2 separate regions of the Homo sapiens genome follow, and region 1 is linked to region 2. Evidence: chromatin loops called from intact Hi-C (ENCODE). Cell type or tissue: endothelial cell of umbilical vein. All regions are shown on one strand. Links, peaks and the distances in the headings refer to the core of each region. The heading gives the core; the rest is flanking DNA.

Evidence for each region. Peaks named below come from ENCODE experiments on the same cell type or tissue, not always from the same donor. Only the 100,000 strongest peaks of a DNase experiment are listed, where the experiment ranks them.
Region 1: it touches region 2 in a loop (7-fold over the local background); 2 of 110 quality-filtered maps call a loop at or near these places.

Annotation. Positions count from the first base shown.
Region 1 is chr1:199,271,509-199,274,318 of GRCh38, forward strand. The region is part of intron 3 of LINC02789 (long intergenic non-protein coding RNA 2789); the gene reads left to right. Among named protein-coding and RNA genes, the nearest start is that of LINC02789, 120 kb to the left of the region's middle. RefSeq lists an enhancer at 767-1,966. In endothelial cell of umbilical vein, for the core only: no CTCF peak of the experiment used is centred there; a DNase peak (open chromatin) is centred at 1,333; H3K27ac peaks cover 2,245 bases.
Region 2 is chr1:199,462,296-199,465,105 of GRCh38, forward strand. No RefSeq gene overlaps it. Among named protein-coding and RNA genes, the nearest start is that of LINC02789, 320 kb to the left of the region's middle. In endothelial cell of umbilical vein, for the core only: a CTCF peak has its summit at 1,417 (motif pointing left); a DNase peak (open chromatin) is centred at 1,426.

The DNA of each region.
Region 1 (2,810 bases), core at 4-2,503, 190 kb before region 2:
GACACTGTACATATCCTCCATAAAAGAGAGAAACATCTTTATTGGCTAAAGAGTTTAGTTTTGAACATTCTTCATAAAATGTATCTATACAAAAACAGATATTCTGCTAAAGCACAGCTACTGGTAATAGAGAACCAAATATGTTTGGGATCCAAAGATGATCCTCAAATGCACCATACAAAAAAAAAAATTGCCATTAGAAACCAAGAAATTGGGTTTCAGTCTATCAGTCGTTAATGGTATTATATAAGTTAGCTTAATTTTTAAACATTTGTTTTAAAAGCCCAAGGTCAGACCCATTTTAGAGATGCTCATGGATTTCTGAAAATAAGGTCTAAAGCATCAAGATGGTACCAGAATAGCCTTGTAGGATGGGCTCCGTCCCTCCTAAGTTTACGTGGTTACCTTGCTGTCTGGAACCTGGTAGAGGGCAGGCCCAGGTGGCCAGTAGACATTAGCCACCCCACACCCCTTCTTTCTCCCTTCTTCACTCATCTAATGTTTGTCGGGCACCTTTATTTCTGGTGACTCCTAGTAAAAAGTTTTGCACAAAGAGTATCTGTGTGGTAATTTCTGTGCTGTTCTAAGTTTTCTTAGCAGAAAAGTTTCATAGCACTAATAGGTTCTTTTTAGCCTTTTATTGTTTTGAGATCTGGTTACCAAGTGGCTTTGGCAGCAAGAAATGCCTGCAATCCTAGCTCTCAAGTGGAACATTTGAAGTCGAGGTTAAAAGTTCTCAAATAGCATTGCCGATTGCTTAACCATATTCAAATACCTTGTCTAAGTTCAGATGACTTTGTTTGCCAAGCAATTTTTATAAATTAGTATTGCTTATCTCAGTACAAAGTTGTGACACGAACAGTGCTATTTCTTCTATTGTTTTATACCTCTTAGTTTTGATTCTCTAACAGGATTGTAAATGTCAAATGTCTGTGTCATCACAGGCCATGTCTTCTTCTTAGGATGATGTGAGGCACATAGTAGGCTCTCAATAAATGCATTTATTGATAGAATATGTTTCTAACATTTTAATCTCACTTACTAGTCCCGCTTACTTGTTTCTGCTCTTAATTGTACAACTAAATCTACATTTACATTGAAAATTCTTTGAAATATATTCCATATTTTTTTCTTTGGCAAAGTGATCACTTTAGTGGTAGACTTCAAAGTAGAATAATGAAGTACAGTACATATCTTCTAATCTAGTCATGCAATTATAGCATTTCTTACAGTATTAACACTCTATCACTAGAAAATCCTCAGGCAATAATGACTAATAAGGAAAGCATTTCCTGGCAACTAATGACCGGCATGGGGGCGCTTGCTCTTGACCCAAAGCCAGCAGCCCTCAGCCCAGCTGGCTACTGCCTAAACCGGACATGCCAGGCCTCCCTCTGAGGTTACTGTGTATTTATTTATAAACTGTTAGTATAGTGACAAGAAATTTAAAATGAGACAATGTTTAGGTGCTGTTCAGAGGAAAGTACCTGTGGGTAGATCATGATACTTTTTTAGTTGTAATTACATGACTCAGATTATTCTTCCTCTCTGTGGGTGACATAATATATATTCAACATTTAGGACTTAAACATTAAATAAAATCTGCTTTTGGAAGCACAGAGAAGGTATAGAGGTGATAACAATAATATAGCTAGCACTTATTGAGCCTTTATAAGATGCCAAGTTCTATGATAAGCACTTTACATGCATTAATTGATTTAATCTTCATAATGAATCTGCAAGGTAAGTAAGAAGAAACAGAGGCACAAATAGGAGAAAATAACATGCCCCAAATCCATAAGTAGTAAGCAGTAGAGCCTGGATTTAAGGCAAGGCCTCCAACTTGATGCCAACTGCTATTCTGTGTTATTACAGTTCCAATAGCAAAACAAAGCAAAAACATTTAAGCCATTATTAACAAATTGTAAAATACCAGAAGTCTTGTATGTACTACTCTATATTGTTTCTCTATAAGATGGCCTCAAATTTTTTCGATAGAAAAATATTTGGAAGTTACGAAGTGTTCTTCAGTTAACTTAGATAACATCCAACAAATAAGACAAAATAAATGTTTAAAAAAAATAAAAAGTACATTGTCAGTGAGACTATTATCAGAGTCCATGAAAATGTTGAAATATATTTTCATCTTATGATAATAATATTGCAAGAAACTTACAGTTAAAATTTTGTAAGTACCTGTATGAGTAAAGAGGAATGAGAATGCACAGAGAGAAAGTTTTTCTTTCCAGAAATATTTCCCTTACAGTCTGGAAACTTCCTTCACCTTTTTTTCTTACCACAACACTGTCCACTAATTGGCAATTTACTTTAGTTAACAAATTTCCATTTTTGAAACACAAGTGCCCCTGGAGAGTCAAGATAGCCTCCTCATTAGTTACTCACATCAAGGTAAAAATTATTTCAATGAGCTTTCTCTTAATATGTAGCTTAATGTTTAGCCCTGGGGTAATTTGAGTTGCAAAAGATAGTTGGAATGGTGAGTGGAGAGCTGAGTTATTTTGAAACAGGAGAATATGAGTCGTAAGAGCTATTGTAAGACCCCACCACAGGGAAGCCTCAAGCAAGAATTGGAACATACGTGGGAACCAAGAAATAGAGATTAGAGGGAGAGCTTATCACATTTGCAAATGCAAACATTGTGACCTACAAATGCATTTAGAAGCAAGGGCTTATCCCTTTTCCAGACTCTAAGCACTGGGAAACAGGTGATAGTGATACCACAGCACTAAGAATGTCTCCTCCTACTTGGCCTGGTGTTGCTGGGCCAAAGCCAAAGCCTGGATCCCTGC
Region 2 (2,810 bases), core at 134-2,633:
AGAAATCAGAAGAGAATAAAACATTCTCAACTTATTTGCCCTGAAAAACAGAGTGAAAAATTAGAAAAAAATAAAATTAGGAGTAGACATCTGCAAAATGGCAGAATAGGAGGTAACCCTCTCACATCCCCAAACAACAACAAAACTTTTGCACTTATCCACAGACAAAGGTCTCTCTGCTGGAGCCTTAGGATTCAGATTGGAAGTTGTGAAATCTTAGTGGAGCCCAAGATCTAAAAGTGTCATTTTGAGAATGCAGACTGACACCCAGTTGGCTGATCTACCAATTACGCTCCTTGGTTCAAGTCTGAAAACAGCCTCATTTCCCAAAGGGCTTGGCTACAGCCCCATATGGCCTTCAGCATGCAACAAAACCATCAGCCAAGCTGTCCAGGAGAAACTGCACACACTAGTACCTTGTGGAGAGGCTTATCTGTCCACTGACATCAGGGTCAGCAGTGAATGTGAAAGTTCCCCTGTAGCTTGACCCCAACCCCCTCAGCTGAGGTCCCAGCTCAGAACTGCTAATATAAGGACCTAGAGGGAAATATGACCATATCTCTCAGCTCAAGAGTCTGAGCCTCCATGATGGGCTTGCCAACATCTGTCCCATAACAGATCTTGAGCATGCCTTGTCTTAGTTCCAGTCCTTCCTGCTGCAGTGGGGAAACAATCCTATCTGTGCACAAGCATGCTGGAAAATTCATACCCACACCCATCTAAGCCAACAATATTGGCTCACCACTGTCATCTCACAGAATATCCCAAGGAAGCCCAGTCTCAGCTTTGGCCCTCCCACAGCAGTTGGATAACTGTACCATCTGTTTAAGAACCTGCTGGGAGAAACATGCGCCTCTGAGCCAATGAAACTGGGCTCTCCAACCTCCATCCCACAGCAGATTTTGAGGTGGCCTAGTCTCAATTCTGGCTCCACTTATGCTAGTTGAGAAACGACCCCTCCTGTATAGAAATTTACTGGGAAACACACGCTTGTCTGAGTCAATGAGACAGGCTTGCCAGCAGCCATCACATAGCAGGTCTTGAGGGGTCCTAGTCTCAGCTTTGGACCCTCCTGTTACAGTCAAGGAAATACCCCTACTTGTGCAGGGTCCTGCTGGGAGACAAATACCCATTTGAACCAACAAGATGGGCTCACCAGCCTCCATCCCACACAAGATCCTGAGGGGGTGCAGTCTCAACTCCATCCCCTCTGCTGCAGTCAGGGATCTATCACCTGCATAGGGCCTGCTGGGAGGCACATGTGTCTGGGCCAACAGGACACTCTTCTGGGGGCAGCTCCATGACCAGCTTTTCCACACAGCCCCAGTACGCTCTTTGGGTCTTCCCTAGGTACATTCAGGCCAGAGAGCCACATCAACCTTGGAGCTCTCACAAGACTCACAGCAAGCCTGGGATTAGAGCACCCTCTAGTGCTAAGACAACTGCAGTTATCACATGCTCAGAAAACACAGTTATTACAGGCTCAGAGATCTGCTTGGAATCTCTGGAAAGCCTCTGAATAAGGACTGATATAAACAAAGCCAGACTGTAAAGAATGGAATAAATACCTAATCCTTCAATGTGCAGACATTCTCACATGTCTGCAAACATCAGAAATATCCAGGGACTATGACCTCACCAAATGAAAAAAATAAAGCACCAGTGACTAATCCAAAGTGATAGAGATCTCTCAAATAAAATAGCTGTTTTAAGGAAGCTCAATGAACTTCAGTAAAACTCAAAGAAACAATTCATGAATTTTTCAGATAAAATTAACAAAGAGATTGAAATAAAACAAAAACAGAAATTGTGGAGTTGAAATACATAATGGATGAAATGAAATGAAAAGTACAATAGAGAGCATCAACAGCAGACAAAAGAATCAATGAGCTTGAAGTCAGGCTATTTGAAAATACATAGAGAAGAAAAGAGAATAAAAAGTAATAAAGAAGGTTTATGGGATCCATGAGACAACATTAGAAGAGCATATAGTCAGGAAGAGAAAGCTGGAAAAGTAAAGGTGTAAAAAGCTAAATCAAAGAATTAATACCAGATAACTTTCCAAACCTAGATAAATCTATAGATATTCAGGTATAAAAAGGTCAATGGTCACCAATTAGATTGAACCCTGTATTAGCTCATTCTCACACTGCTATGAAGAAGTATCCAAGACTGAGTAATTTATAAAGAAAAGAGGTTTAATTGACTCACAGTTCCACATAGCTGCGGAGGCCTCAGGAAACTTGCAATCATGGCAGAAGGCACCTCTTCACAGGGTGGCAGGAGAGACAATGAGTGCAAGAGTATTAATAAACTTAATAGATACATTTAACATTTAATGGTAACTGCCATAAGCTTGTTTAGGAGCAAACTTTCTAAACTACTAGAGAAAATAGCTGTTACTGTAACGCAGGTGTGGAGTGGTTATATTAGTCTGTTCTCACACTTCTATAAAGAACTGCCCGAGACTGGGTAATTTATAAGGAAAAGTTTAATTGACTCACACTTCTGCATGGCTGGGGAGGCCTCAGGAAACAATCATGGCAGAAGGGGAAGCAAGCGTATCTTACATGGTGACAGGCAAGAGAGAGTGCATGAAGGAGGAACTGTCAAACACTTATAAAACCATCAGATCTTGTGAAACTCACTCACTATCACAAAAACAACATGGCGGAAATTGTTCCCATGATCCACCTACCTCCCACCACGTTCTTCCCTTAACACCTGAGGATTATGGGGATTAAAATTCAAAATGAGATTTGAATCATGGCACACGTTGCTATACCAAAACACTTTAACAAGAAAGAGCA